2 separate regions of the Homo sapiens genome follow, and region 2 is linked to region 1. Evidence: chromatin loops called from intact Hi-C (ENCODE). Cell type or tissue: IMR-90. All regions are shown on one strand.

Region 1 (8,000 bases):
AAGGACATGTCTTCTTACAGGAAATTAACCTTGCTATTTCTTGAGGCAAAGCATGGAAATTAGCAATCTCTTTCACCTTTTCTTTTGAAATTATAGTTAATAAAATTTCTTCTGAAACTGATTGCCCTGTAACCCCAGTGTGTTATGTGGTGAGTTTTTATTTTTCTTCTTCTTCGAGTCCATGTATTTTAATGGGAAATTGGGAGCTATAAGTTTGTTTGTCTTCCTTGCTGTAAAAGGAGATTAACTGAGGAGAAAGTTTTTATTCGCCTTGTTTTAGCACTGTCTTCTTATCCAAGAACAGAACCTGACATAGAGTAAGTCCTCAATAAATACTTCCTCACTGAAAAAAATTGAATGAATGAATGAATCAGTCAGGCAATCAATCAATTACATAGTTTAAGAACTATTCTACTATCTACTAAGGTGGATATCACTTTAAATTCTAGAGAGTCCTTCTTTATATTTTAATTTTGAGTTGCCATCATATACACTGTAAACAAAGTTAAATAAGTAATATGAATTATTCAGAAAATCAGAGTGTGGAAAGAAGGTATTTTCACTATAACAAAAATAAAGGCAATTTTATCTGAAATTCCAAAAGAACTTTCCACATTGACCAAATTTAATGTACAGTTGCTCATCATCATGTATCCCTTTACTGATCTTCCACTAAACATTTTTAAAGTGAATATTAGATAACAATATTCTTACCTTGCAAATAACATAATTTTATAGGTAAGATCTGAGGTTTGTTATATTAGGTTTTTTTCCTTTCCTTATGCTATAGTGAAAAACCTTGAACACAACCTCACAACTACCTTACACAAGTTCATATTGAATGCAGACAGTACAACCCAATATTAAGCACTTCTAACCTAACTTGGTCTCCATCTGTCCTGTAAGTCATCTCCACAGCCAGAAGTATGAGTAAACAAACAGCCCTTTAAGGAATGCTCTCCAATTTCATTGATTTTGGCTTTATCAGCCGGACAAATGGAGGTAAGTTTAAAGCTAATGGATCTTCAAAGAAATATTTCCCATTCCACTGTTCCTTAGATGCCAACATTCAAAACACTGGAGGGAAAGGCAGCCTAAGGCTCAGGTTGGAGGGCAGCATTTGTTACCAGAGAAAGGAAGTAGTAGGAGATGTTCCTTAATGATTATCTCCTTAACTAAAATCTTTTATCCATGTCCAGCTTGAGTCATTTGCTCATAAGACATTGTGATAATGCACCCTTCTGATCCACACTAAATATTGAAACAGGTCAATCTGTCCACATTAATCACAGTCTTTTGGTTTCAACTTCTCGAAATTTTGGCATTTTGTCATCAACTGTGTCTACGAAATATTAAAACAGTTATGTACTCATACAAATTAAAAGACAAACTAATACACATTTACAATTATTAAAGATCAAAAGTATTAAACCTTGGATTGAATTAAAGAATTGGGATTTACGATTGCCAGACTTGAGGTCAGGAACGTCTCATTTAATTTAATGGTATCCAGTAACTTTCATTTTTATATAGACCACAGAGACCTTTCAAGCATCACATTGGTGTAAGTAGAGAAATATACTCTTTAACTACAGTATTCTCTATAACCTTTTGTTCCTTCCTATGGACAGCTCTCAGTGGTGTCTGCAGGTTTTCATTCAGCACTGACCTCAGGACAAATCACTGTTAGCCGAGTTTGTCTGCGGCACCTCAGCATTCTCTCTTTGCCCTCTTTTTATTTTCCCTTTAGCCTTAGGCCCTCAGAATGTGCAGTTTGTCTATCAAAACCTGTTCTTAAGAAATGATCAGAAGCATATTCACATTAAAGAATATCTAACCAATAGCCATTTCAAATACGATGTATTTCCAAGTAACTTTGAATTTAACTGTACCAAAGTGAAAAACAGCAAGTTTGTACGAAAGCCCCTACAGTGGAATCTCAGTTCTCAGCAAATTTCATTCATATCCTTTCAGATCCTCTATCCCTTGCCCTTTCATCTGGTGGAAGAGATAGCCAAGTGTTTGTTTGGAGTGTGTGAGGGCATGGTTTGTCTATGTACTCATGTGTATGTGTGTTTGGAGGATGTGATGTATAAAGATTGTGTGTGTGTGTGTGTGTGTGTGTTGGGGGTATCTGCTTTTGCAGAGTGTGGGGCATGAGGGTGGTGTGTGTATGTGAGTGTATGCATGTGTGCACATGTGTATTTAATGTTACTGCTAACACGAAGGTAGGGCTTCTTGGACATTTGCAATCACACCATGTAGAGTCACCACATTTATACATAAAGCTACTTCTGTTTTTATCTACATCCTGAAAAAATAGTGAAGAGAATATTTGAGCAACATTCTACATTAGGAAAGATATTGAAAGATGATGAGCAAGTGCACACAATTCTTGAAGGTTGAACTCCTTCTTCAACTTATCCTACCATTTATACTTTCTGATTTTCTTATTTTATGTTATCAGGTCAAAATCTTGTGTAAGAAAAAAAATACAACTTTGTTACCTTATATTTTCACTGTCATTGAAACTCACTTCTTTTAGTAACAGATTCTTGGGAATACTCGATTGCTCCACACAGTTCAGGTGAAAAAATTTGCCCCCACTTCTCTAAAACTACATTTGAACGATCCAGTTCATCTGTGAAGTAGTGGAGCAATCTGCAGGACACTTTCCTCCCAGTCCGGACTTTCTTTACAAAGGAATCCCCTAGTGAATGTGTCACCAAGTTATTTCTAGTTGGTGTGTGTGTGTTCTGGGGGCTTTATCAGCACAAGCAGCAGCAGAAATGCTGATACAACTGTCAGAGAGGAGGGGAATGTTGCAGGAATTGTGAGAAGTTAAATGAGAGACTGGCAGCTCTGTCGGCTCAGCGTTCATCTCAGAAATGAGAGGAGGCTTAATCTGCAGGCATGTTTATGATTTTCTTATTAGGTGTCACAGGCAACTCAATCCCTTCCAGAATATAGGAACAATATGGAGAGGTAGGTATTAAAATTTTAACCAGTAACAGCTGAGATAAAAAATATAGACAGATGACAGAGAAGGAAGAGCACAGTAGAAAGTGCTTTAAAATAAACCTGAATTTAAATCTGTGGTTGTCCACTTGCAAACCTGAATTTAAATCTGTGGTCTTCCAGTTACAGGATGAGAAACCTTGGGCAAATTATTAACATCTATTATAATAGGCTCAGTTTTTTTTAAATCTGGAAAATGGGCATAAATTTTTTTATTTTATATAGCTATTATGAGACATATACGATGTAATATGTATAAAGAACAAACCCAGGCATTTGTTCTTACAAGGCTTTTGATAAATGGTTGGAAATTGATATTTGAATACCACAAGTTAGCTTTGAATATCCTACTTAATTGCTCTCCACAGTGCTTGTTTTTACTTCTATTATCAGAATAATTATTAGCCTTTGTTCATTTTTGTATGTTTTTTGTCTGTTCCTCAAATTCTATGACTTACTTATGTTTGTAACTGTAACCAGGCTCTACTGTAATATTCTGAGTATGGTAATACAAATAACAGACAAATTTTAGCGGATGTTTCTTATTTGCCAGACATTCTTCTAAATATTTTAAATTAAAGGTTTTAATTCTCACAAGATTTTTATAAGTTAGTTACTATTGTTATCTTTATTTTGCTGAATAGATGCTATCTAGGTTGTCTATTGTCAGAGAATTAATATATTTCAGAGCCAGCATTCCAAACATGGGTATCGGAGTTTAGACCTCAGCTATTGACTACAATGCAGTTATATTAAAGAAAAGAGAACAGGAGGGAGAAAAGATCCAAATAAGGTGGCAGGGTGCCACCCAGTGATAAAGCCTTAGAATAGCAGTGGATTAACCAGAAGTCTGGAGAGAGGCAAGTAAATCATATGACGAACCCCAGGAAAATGCTCTAGTGCAAGAGGTAGAATTGCATTTGGTGTCACTGAGACACTGAACCATCAATGGAGGTTATAAAAATTTGAGGAATACCTGGTTTATTTCACTCGCTTATTGAGAATTTATACCTGGAGCACTGATCAAAACTAACTGATGAAAAAATAATTAAAAATAAATTGAAAAGATAAACATTTTACATCCAAAATACTTTCAACATTAACAAAAATGCATTTTAAAAAGCTGACAAATACATGTTCCCGGCATCTGACTTGAATGAACTACTGCACTACAAAGCTTCATTATCTCTGAGCTTTATGGCTGTAGGAAACATTTTGGGTAATATATGTAATTCTTCATAAAAATCTGTATTAATATTCTTTAGCATTGAACTCTGAGAAGAATTTAATATGTATTTAATAACAATGGAGAAAAGTATGTGTCAATGAGAATGAGACCTCTGTAACAGTAAAGTGATCAAACACTAAAATCCTGAGCTGCCACTGTAATTAGGGAAGTATTTAGTAGTTTTACACATTTGACTGTTCATCAGGAAGTTATTTTTTGCTCAGGTACAATCTTGTAGTTATTATTTTATCCAAAAGCCAGAGGCTCATGAAAGTCTTGTGAGCACCATGGTCTTGGTGGGACACTCCTCAATGTGCATCAAGAGCATGAACAAGAGAGAAAACTGACAGAATCAAAAAAACAAAAACAAAACCAGAGAGGCCCTTTTCAGATACTATGTAAGTAACAGTGTTTTTTAAATGCAGCACTCTTGAAAAAGAATATGTAATGGATAAAGTAAGATTTATTCGTTATTAGTTATAAGGACATTGTTATGTAAAAAGACCCATTTACTACAATTGGCACAGTGCTAGAACATGAAACATCCTGAAGAGGATAAGCAACTGCAAACTCCACTGCACCACACAAATACCTTACTTCACCACCCCCCAAATGTGTTTACTTACCCACCACAAAACACATTTTATCTAAGAAGGCTTCCCTTAACTATAATGGTGCTAACGCTAAATGTAATACTGTAGTTGTTATTCCAGAGTCTAAGTCTAGTCATCATCAATTCATCCTTCTGCTGTCCAGTCTTGGATAAGAATCATATTTAGAAAGAATCCAAATCCATTTAGGAGGACCCCAGTTGATGATTACCATTAAGGTTTGCATACCTGAGAGAGGCACGCAATTGACTTGAAAAGCACTACCCAAGTCACTTAGTCTTCATGTCTGCATACATGCTCTCAGGAATACATTGAGCATATACTATGTCACTGACACATTAAGTGTTGTCCTCAAAATGTTCTCATTTTATCATGACAAAAATCCTTTACATAATTATTATAGATAAAGATACCAAAGCTCAGAGAAGAAAAGTAGCATGACTAATGTCACCCGGCTGCTAATTGTGAAAGCCAACATTTGGAAGTCTGAAAGACAGTGACTGAATAGGCATTTATTGTGTAGATTCTGTATAAGGGCAGAACACAAAATATAAAGGCATAATACAGATAATAAAGGAGAGAACAAAGAAAAAAGTGAGGCTGGGATAATATATCACAGGTTGTTTGGTAAAAACCTGAGCACAGGAATAGAATGAAGGGAATCCATATAAATGTGTATTTACCATGTCCTGAAATCTCCTTCACTGAAATATCTATGACTTCAAGCAAGACTTTAGAAGGAACTGGATTACCATCCAGTAAGAATAAATTCTTGAAGAATGGTCTAAATTACCTATGCTAAAAAAAAAAAAATTTGGCTAGTCAATGCTAATACAAAGTCAGCCCTCTAACTATGTAAATAAATAAAAAGGAAAGGAAACTAGTGCCTATGAAATAAAGTTGCAAATATACATATAATTAATCTTACCTGTCAGATTACCTGGAAGACATTTACTTCTGGAAATCTATCCAAAGATACTCTTTAAATAATGAGATATATTTTCCTGCATTAAAATGTCTAACAAAATGTTATAATATTTATAATAGTTTATTAAGAGTACATTAAACAAACAAGAAAAATGTTTTGTTTTGTTTTGTTTTTGAGATCAGGTCTCCCTGTGTTGCCCAGACTGGATTGTAGTGGCACGATCACAGCTCACTGCAGCCTCAACCTTCTGGGTTCAAGTGATCCTTAACTGCCCTAACTGCTTGTAGCTGGAACTACAGACATGCACCAGCATGTCCAGCAAATATTTAAATTTTTTATAGAGACGTGGTCCTTCTATGCTGCTCAGACTTGTCAGAAACTCCTGGGCTCATGCAATCCTTCTGCCTCAGCCTCCCAAAGTGCTGAGATTAATGGCAAGAGCCACTGCACTTGGCCAAGAAAAGTGTTTATAAGTACCATTGCTAGAAAGAAATGCAGGATGTCCAGTTAAATTTGAATTCCAAATTAAAAAGTCAAAGTAACTCCCATGCAATATTTAAGATATAATTACACAAAAAACAATTTGTTGTTCATATGGGATTCAGTTAAAAGGGTAACTTGTACTTTTATTTGTTTGCTAAATCTGGTGAACTTACTTATGATATAACATTAAGTTTAAAAAGAAAAGCAGGATACAAACTTTTATATATAGATGAATTTCAGCCAGGTTAAAAGATGTGGCATTTGGTATTTTTATGTTGTTTATGTTTAAAAAAATATTTCCGTACATTCATTTATTTCTTTAATTAATATGTTTTACTATCAAAATTAAAACAAAAGATATTTCTTTTTAAGAAACCAAACCCACTAAGTATTTTTGAAGTGTATACTTGCAGTGTAGCTGACACCTCTCTAAAAGAAGTTTAGCTCATTGAATAAGATTTTTAATAATTTTAGTACAGTATGTTAAATATTTAGTAAGTAAATATATATACACATATATATGTAGATAGATAAATAGATAGATAGATAGATAGATAGATAGATAGATAGATAGAACAAATAGACAAATTATGCTATAGTAATTAAAACATAGTCATTTTTTATTTGTCCTAACTTATCCCTAGGTACTTCAGATACGGGCATTGGAAGAAGCAAGCACTTCCTCAGACTCCAGTCATTGAAAGGAAGAGAAACTGCTAGTATGATTTTAGGCCAGAATTTCGACATGCAAGAAAGAGGTATGTAACAAGCTCACCAACAAAAAACACAGCAACAGAAACGGCCTTTCAGCCTGTCTCTGGGAAACAAGCACGCTAATTGATAGTCTTCCCACATGCAGGCCTGTCTCATTATAATCCACTCTCCCCACTGCAGCAGCCAAAATGTAAACCTCTGTTTAAAATCCTTCCAAACAATTCCATCATTCTCTGCATAAAGACCTATCTGTAACACAGCCTATAATTAGGTTGACTCAGAGTCCCAGTTGCCACCTGTTGTTCTGGTGTAATCATTGATAGTACCTCCCTTTCACTCTCAAAAGTGATCCAGTTTAAACAATAAATTACACAGTTACCTTTCCAAGTTCTAGCTTTTTCTCCTATCCCACCCTTTTCTACTTCATACCCACCAGATATACTGAATGTCCTCTGGATCCCGGAACATACCATCCTCCTTCCTCATTCAAGGCCTCCGCACAGGCTTTCCACTCTGGTCTAAAGCAGTCTTCTCTGCCTCCACCCCTCCTCCAGGCTTATATTTCCTTAAACCCTATTCATCAATCATATTTTAGTTCAAATATAACTTTTTTCCAGATAATTCATTATTTTTCTATCACACTAGGTGTGATCTTCCTATTATTTATTCTCCTAGTGCCATACACTTTTCTATGTTTTACAGAGGTGATATGGCACTTATTGGCAAGGTTATTTGATTAATGCTCACTTGTTCAATGTGACTGTACATGCCAGGTTGGTTTCTTATGATTAGTTTTATTTTCTTTTGGAAGTCACTGAACCCAGCACCCATAATTGTGCACGGTACATGTTGGTTCTTGATAATCATTTGCTGAACTAATAACTGCAGGAGGTACAAACTTTTTGATGAAAGAACACATACAACCATACCTACTTCAAAGTGCCTACTTCAAAGGCAACTTGTATGTGCTTTTTCATAAAAATGTTTGTAACGTTGGTTTTGATTTTCTGAGGTTATC
Region 2 (8,000 bases), 430 kb before region 1:
AAAAGAAAGTGTTTGGGGAGGAGGAAAATAAAATGACTTTTAATACTAAAGAATATTTCTAGAAATTAATCTTGATAAAAATTTTTTAATAATTTCCATCTTTTCCACTGGTATAGTTAGTACATTTTAAGCTCAATTTCTTTATTGAGATAGACAAATCAAATATGCAGGCTTACTTATTTGGTTGTATTAACTTATTTTCATGAACCAAGCACAATTATGGACCATCACAACAAGGCAGTTTTGCTGTGTCTCACAAGGAGAATTTTAGGAAGGACCAGTGGTCTCTGAAAGTTTGCAAACTAGAGGCAGAAAACAAGGAAAGAGTGAAACTATAAATCACAGGAACAAATGCATTCACCCAGGACATGCACTCTGCTTTTTCCACAATCGAGTGAAACAGCTGTCTTCTGTGTTTACCTTTCCTACTGTTGGTGGCATTATCATTCTCCCAGGCATCCCATCACAGACTTGGAGCTCATTTTATAGCTTCCACAAAACACTGCCTGACTGCTTTAGTTTGTCTTCTCCCCTGGAAATTCTGGCTTAAATTTTTATACCCCAAGAACATAGTTCCTTTAAGAGAAAGGTTAACTCTCTGACCCATGCTTCTCCTTCTCCCTGAAAGTTGTATAAGTTCAGGTAGTCTTGAGTCATGCCAGGGTCCAAAGACCTTCAAAGAACAATTTCTCTAGGACCACTCTATCTTCACTCCACCTTATTTGTTTGATGCTCTTAGCTGATCTTGATTTCTGATTTTCTTACAAACCTAGCTTTGTCTCAATGTTCAGACAGGTGTCCCCCTGCATTCTGCTTATTCCAGGGTGGAGAACCTAAGACACTGCCCTTCTTGTTCCGATACATGACATATGTGTTCTAATATATGACATATCTCCTATCGTTTTTCCATGGCTTTACAGTTGCTGGTGGCACACCCCCTGGCGTGTTAACCAGAACTCATAATCTCTGCTGAGGTTATCCTGCTGTTCTTTAAGATCCTTCTTTAAGTTATATCTACTAAAGTCTCCTATTATGACTCTACAACTCTTCGCAGCTCTTTTTATTTTTCTCAGATGCAAGTGAATATTGGTCTCTTGTACTAACTAGTGTCAGTATCAATGGTGCAAGACTGGTGATGGAGTAATAACTGGTGCTGTTAATTGTCATTTTCTGAGTACCAAAAGACGTCTGTGTGGTCCTGAAGTCTTCAAGTGCACTGTGCATTATTTATATACTAACTAAATAGGACAATTTTACTCCTTAAATAAGCATATAATGTTAGGATTTATAAAATAGAAATGCTTCAGTTGTGGAATTCAGATTAACTTGTGTCATTATTTACTTCTTCCATAGGTGCACAGTAATAGTACTAGCAGCAGAATTGCTGTTATGTGCAATTTGAGACATCCCACACACCTTTTCCATATTGATATAGGTCATCAAATATACCCAATGTATGATGAGAGACTTTCTGATTATTCATCATTATTGGGTTGACTGCTGCTCATAGAATTTTGCTTGTATTTTCTTTATTTGCTCTCACAAATAGAACCTATTAGCAGGATTTATTACTATCCTTGTTTTGGAAATGAGAACAATAGAGCAAAAAAGACTTAAGTAATTCACCTAAGCTCACACTATAAGTAATTGAAGAGAGACAGGAAATCAAGCAGTTTTACTGGAGAGCCAGTGCCCTTAAGCACTTTACCTCATAGAGTTTTTTTCCCTGTATGCCAAGGTTTGTATCAAATTCACTATTGGCTTATGTCAATTTGGCTATTAATAAATATTTTTTGACAGTGATGATGAGAATGCCAAAAGATATCACAGATAGTTCTGGCAGCAGGAGAAAAAAAAGAAAAAAAGAAAACTCGAGGCTGTGTGTATGTGTGTGTGTGTGTGTGTGTGCGTGTACATAAGCCAAAAAGCAAACGTTACTTAGAAAGTTAATCAATATTTTGTTAAGCACCTAGTAGACGTTGGCATTGTATTCACTGGCAACCAACCATAGTTGCTTCCCTGAAACAGTGTCTAGCCAAGTTAGGGAGACAGTCAAAAGTAATATTTTGTTGGTAGTAGAGGTGTCATAGGACACCTTAGGAAGCATAGAGCATTCATAGCAAGGAAGGCTTCCGGCCATACATAGCAGGGAAGACTTCTGGAAGAACAAAATAATTAAGCTCAGAAATAAGGACATAAGTCAAACTTTTTCACGTTAAAGGGTCCTGATGGAGAGTGATCAGTCCATGCAGAGAGAGAAAAGAGTGTACTGGAAATTGTGGAGGGTTGCTGTTGTGCAAAGCAGGAGTGACAGGGAGGGGTCTGAAGTGATCTCCTATTTATGAGATGTTTTTATAACTTTCTATGAAAATCCCTCATCCTCTGGGAATGAGTCTGTAGAAATGGTGGGCACCAGTAACAGTGTTTTTCCCACCTGACTCTGCCCTGTAGCCACTGTTGATAGATCTAAGGGTGGGCAAGTGACCCAAAGTGCCACATTTGAAGTCTTTCCTAGGATTTCTCAAACTGGCACCAATAAGAGCAAAGCATTTCCTTCCCAGTGATTTGAACTTCTAAGTCAGTGTGACATAAGAAGTCTTTGTTTCTTCTCATAGAATAGAAGATGATTTGGAGTAAGAAAGAAGCAAGAATAAGAAACAAAGTGAGTACTGGAAAAATGTTTCTCCCGAGAAACAAGGTCCAGGAGAAACCGTGGATATTTATGATGCTCCAGGTTTATCCTTTCAAATTTCCAATTTGCCTAAGTGTTTAGGGTTGGATTCTTGCTCCTTGAACCCAAAGAATCAAACAATAAAATGATTCGTTAAATTGGTGCAATGTGTGTTGTATGTGTATGAGACCGGAACCCTCTAAGAGCTCAAAGTGGCAAGGGGCAGAGATAATATAAAGGTATGTTTTCTAGTTGGTCAGTACATATCACGAGCATAGAGAAAAAATGTTGATTTAGGACAGAACATCCTGAAATAAAGAAATATCATGAGATCTCTTCTTAAAAGAGTTCAGAATTTGTTTTTATTATCAGAAATTCTTTGGTGGCAAAAGCAATTCACAACATCTGGAGCAGAATGTAAGCCATAAGGCAGACATAACCTTCCCCTGTACTTGGAGTCAAGGTACAGAGAATTTTCGTATATCCCTTACCCTCACACATGTGTAGCCTCCTTGATTGTCAACCTCCCCCTCCAAGCAATACATGTGTTTCAACGGATGAATCATACACTGATACATCATTATCACCCAGAAAGCATAGTTTACCTTATGATTCACTCTTGGCCTTGTACATTCTGTGGGTTTGGATAAAGGTATAATGACATGTACCCACCATTATAGTGTCATACAGGGTAGTTTCACTGCCTTAAAAATCTACTGTGATCTGCTTACTCATTTCCTCTTCCCCCAACTTCTGGCAACCATTGATGTTTTTACTCCATAGTTTTGTCTTTTCCAGAATGTCATATACTTGGAATTATATAATATGTAACATTTTCAGATTAGCTTCTTTTACTTAGTAACATGCACTTAAGTTTCTTCCATGTGTTTTTGTGGCTTGATAGCTCATTTCTTTTTAGCACTAAGTAATATTCCATTGTCTATGTGTAGCACCATTTTTTAATCCATTCATCTACTAAAGAACATGTTGGATACTTTCAAGTTTTGGCAATTATTAATAAAGTTATAAGCATTCCTGTGCAGGGGTGTGTGTGTGTGTGTGTGTACACTAGTCTTCAACTCCTTTGGATAAATAGCAACGAATGTGATTAGTGAATTATATAGTAAGAAAATGTTTAATTTTGTAAGAATCTGCCAAACTGTCTTCCAAAGTGGGTGTACCATTTTGCATTCCCACCAGCAATGAATGAGAATACTTGTTGCTCCACATCCTTGCCAGGATTTGATGATGTCAATGTTTTTGATTTGGGCCATTCTACTAGGTGTGTGATAGTATCACACTGTAGTTTTAATTTGCATTTCTCTGATGATCATATGATGAGGAGCATCTTTTTGTATGCGAATTTGTCATCTATGTATCTAGAATAGTGAGCCCAGAAATAGACCCACATAAATACATACTTTCTCTACTGGTCTTTGACAAATGAGCAAAGGCAATACAATGGGGAGAAGGTAGTGTTTACAATAAATAATGCTAGAACAACTGGACAACCACACTAAAAAAAAAGTGAATCAAGACACATACCTTAAACCCTTCACAAAAATTGACTCACAATGGATCATAGAACTAAATATAAAATCCCAAACTGTAAAACTCCTAGAGGATAGCAGAGAAGAAAATCGAGATAATTTAGAGTTTGGTGATGACTTTTTAGATACAACATCCATGGCACGATCAATGAAATTAATAACTGAGATGGATGTCATTATAACTTAAATTTTCTTCTCTGTTGAAGATATGTCCAAGAGAATAAAAAGAGAAGAAACATACTGGAAAAAAAGATTTGCAAAAGACGTGTCTCATGAAAGACCGTTATCCAAAGTACAAAAGGAAGTCTTAAAAACCAAGTTACCAAAGAACACACTTTAAAAATGAGCCAAAGACTTTAATGGGTACCTCATCCATTATATGATTACCTTAGGCATAATTTGAATTAGTTTCCTTAGACACAGATTTTACTATGTTTAGTGTCATTAAATAGCCTAGTGTCTTCTGACACTGGGAAGTGCTCAGAGATGGAGGTGTATGCTGTTACTGGAACTAGGAGTCACAGAGTCACAGAGGGTATTTTCCTCCTCTACAGCCCAGTTGTATCTATTAATGTACTTTTTACCCAAATGGCTGACTTTGCTTGCCCAACACAGAAAAGTGGTGAGTTAGAAAAGTGAATCAAGGTCTGATACTCAGTAAAGCCCGAATTGAGAGGTGAAAGAGTAAGTGTTATTGTTGAAGTGGTGGAATTGGAGCTGAAGATGAACTTGTCAAGGAAGCCCCTTGAAGTGTCTTTGGAATACATGCTAGTTGGTGTGACCAATAGACAACTGATAGATAGATGGTGTCTAAATCTTCAGAAGTGATGTGGCCGGAGGTGAAGAATCAAAACTTGGTGCATGTAGATGATAATTTCTGCAAAAGGACTGTAAGAGATTGCTCAGGATAGGGCACGGCACATCAACAAACTGGAGAAGGTCAGGCATGACCAGCCTCTTATTAATATAAACAAAAATCTCTTTTTTAGGTTTCATGGAAGAACTGCATATTTAATCTTTAATAATAATAAATGTGCTCTTTTAAACATTTTTACTGAAGACCCTTGATGTTTTCATTCTACCATGACATACACACCACTATCTTCTTTTGTCCGGAGCCCAGGTGAAATCTAACCACCCATGAGTAAAATAGTGAATTTAGGAAATACTGTCTTCACCTTCTATATCCATTACTTTCCTGACTAATTTCCATTCACTGGTATCCTTCTTTGACCCCCTGTCTACCTAGAATGACTACAAAGTAACAAGCTTGGGAAAAAGCTGATACTTTTAGTCAGATAAGTCTTCCAATGCCTTTTAAATGATACTGCAAAGAAAGCTGTAGAGTTTCCCTGGGCTTAAAGCCAGCTCTGCTGGCATCCTTCCTAGACTATTTTATCTAAAGACATTCTCTCATTGGATACCCCTCTGTTTGAACACATTTCTTTAGGCTTGGCACAGAAATAAAAGAAAGATTTCACATGGCATAGTAAGCTGAATAATGGTCCCCAAAGGTATCAGGTCCTAATCCTTGGAACCTGTAAATGTTACTTAACTTGGGGGAAAACATGTGTCATTTCAGATGCGATTAAAATAAGAATTTTGAGATGAGGGGGTTATCCTTGATTATGTGGTTGGTCCCTAAATGTCACCACAAGTATCCTTATAAGCGCAAGGCAGAAAGAAATTTGACGTATACGCAGAAGAGAAGACAATGTATACATGGAGTATAGAGAAGTGATATGGGCATACATCCAGGAATGTTGGCAGCCACTAGAGGCTGGAAGAGAAAAGGAAGGAGACTTCCCTAGAGCCTCCAGAGGAAGCATGGTCCTGTAACACCTTGATTTTGGCCCAGTAATGCTGACTTTGGACTTCTGGCTTTCAGAACATGTGAGAGAATAAATTGCTTTTGTCTTCAACCACCAAGTTTGTCGTCTTTTTTTACAACACCCACACGAAACTAACATACATGAGACCAAAACCTACCTTTTATGTGCTTCTCTGTCCCCTTTGCCCATCGTTTATATCTAGTTGGTCTTGCTCTCTATATGACCTTCCACATGTATCTATGTAAATTTTATTTTAATTGCAACCTGTCTGTATTTCAGATTCAGCCCTGTGCTCTGTTCAATCCACAATATCACCCTGGAGAAAAAAAGAGAAAAGAATGCACGAGGAGCAAACTTTATCAAGCAGTAGCCACTCACACTAAAAATGAAAACAATAAATCGGTGTGTATTTTTTAGAAATAAAATTGTTATTTTAAAAAAATACAGGTTAAGTTAAACAAGAGTTGGATATTCTACAGTAGAAAAATTATTAGTTCCCAAGTTTTCAGTTATGATTTTATAATATGTGATCTTTCCCATAGGCACTTGAGTTTTTCTTTGCATATTGTGACAGTCAGGGTGTCAGTGATAGCAGATATCCATGTAGCAGGGTCACTGGTGCTTGCCAACTATTTTAATCCTCCACACACACATTTCCTGGCACCCTTTCATTTAAGTATGCCATGCCCATGTCAATGAAATATGAGCAGCAGTGACACATGTCAATCTTTGCCTGAGGCAGTTAAATTTCTTAGGGCTATTTTCCAGGGGCTCTGCTTCTCTATAGCAGTGACCAAGGAGAGCATGGGTAGCAAATAGTGTATTTGGAACATGATGGAGCCTCCGTCAGCCAGAGGGTGAGTCCTGCTGACCTGTGTGGACCTGTAATGGGAGAATTAAATTTTCATTGTGTTTAACCACTTTGATTTTTGTGCTGGCTATTGCAGCACATCCTAGCCTACTGTGATAAAGGGAGGGTGTTTCTTTCCTGTTCCTAGGTTTCTGAGAATACTAGTGTTCAAATCGAGAACTGGTAAAGAATTTGAACTTACTTATGATTTCTTAGTAACTTCTCATGAAAGAAATTCAAAATTCAGAAGAAAATACCTCATTAGCTTAACCTGAAATTTAGCACAATCTGAGATAATGAGAAATAGTGGATTTTAAAGAATGAATGAGAGTACATAATTTATGTGCAATAGTATATACATGTTCATAAACACATTTTAATTATGACTGTGAGACACATACACTCATCTTATATTCCTTTCAACAGGTTTAAACTCTCAATTTCTTGCCAAAAGTGGTAGCTGGGAAATGTTGTTTTTAAAAAGTACAATATAAAAAATGTTGTTTTAAGAAACTATAACGCAACTTGTTTTGCTTTAAGTAACTACGTTGATAGAATTTTACAAATCTTAGGAATTTTAAATAGAAAAAGTCTTAGAAGTTCGATGATGTATTTCAGTATTAAAAGTTATTTTCGTTATGGTTAGTAATACGCTTGAAATAGAGCTATACAAGATCATGGTTAATAATATATGCATAGTAATAGTTTTATGTCAAGATATTTTAGAGACAAAATATTGCTAATATAACTAAAATATTTGACCGATTCATTTAGCTAAAACAACAAACTGGTTAGGAAGATTGACTTTTTATGTACGGAAAAATAGTTACTAATTCATCATATCTTCTGAACCATGGATAATCTGTAGTTTCTTGTCCAAGAATTCCACATTAAAGATGTTCTCATTGAAGTTCTCCATCAGATGTGAAAGCTTACAGAATTCTCCAGAGAGCTTTATAACAATCAGACTTACAACCGCTTAAACAATGTGTCATTATTTAAAATCTTTAATAGTAAATATGAAATGCACACAATTGAAACAGAAAATAGCAAGCAGAAATCCCTCAGGAAGTTGACTATAGGGATCATTCTTGAAT

The links. Peaks named below come from ENCODE experiments on the same cell type or tissue, not always from the same donor. Only the 100,000 strongest peaks of a DNase experiment are listed, where the experiment ranks them.
Region 2: a loop joins it to region 1, with 2.3 times the contacts of the local background. A loop is called at or near these places in 2 of 110 quality-filtered maps.

Annotation. Positions count from the first base shown.
Region 1 is chr1:187,261,026-187,269,025 of GRCh38, reverse strand. The region is part of intron 1 of LINC01036 (long intergenic non-protein coding RNA 1036); the gene reads right to left. Among named protein-coding and RNA genes, the nearest start is that of LINC01036, 170 kb to the right of the region's middle. In IMR-90, a CTCF peak has its summit at 3,828 (motif pointing left); a DNase peak (open chromatin) is centred at 3,875.
Region 2 is chr1:187,686,934-187,694,933 of GRCh38, reverse strand. No RefSeq gene overlaps it. Among named protein-coding and RNA genes, the nearest start is that of LINC01037, 250 kb to the right of the region's middle. In IMR-90, no CTCF peak of the experiment used is centred here; DNase peaks (open chromatin) are centred at 3,303 and 5,583.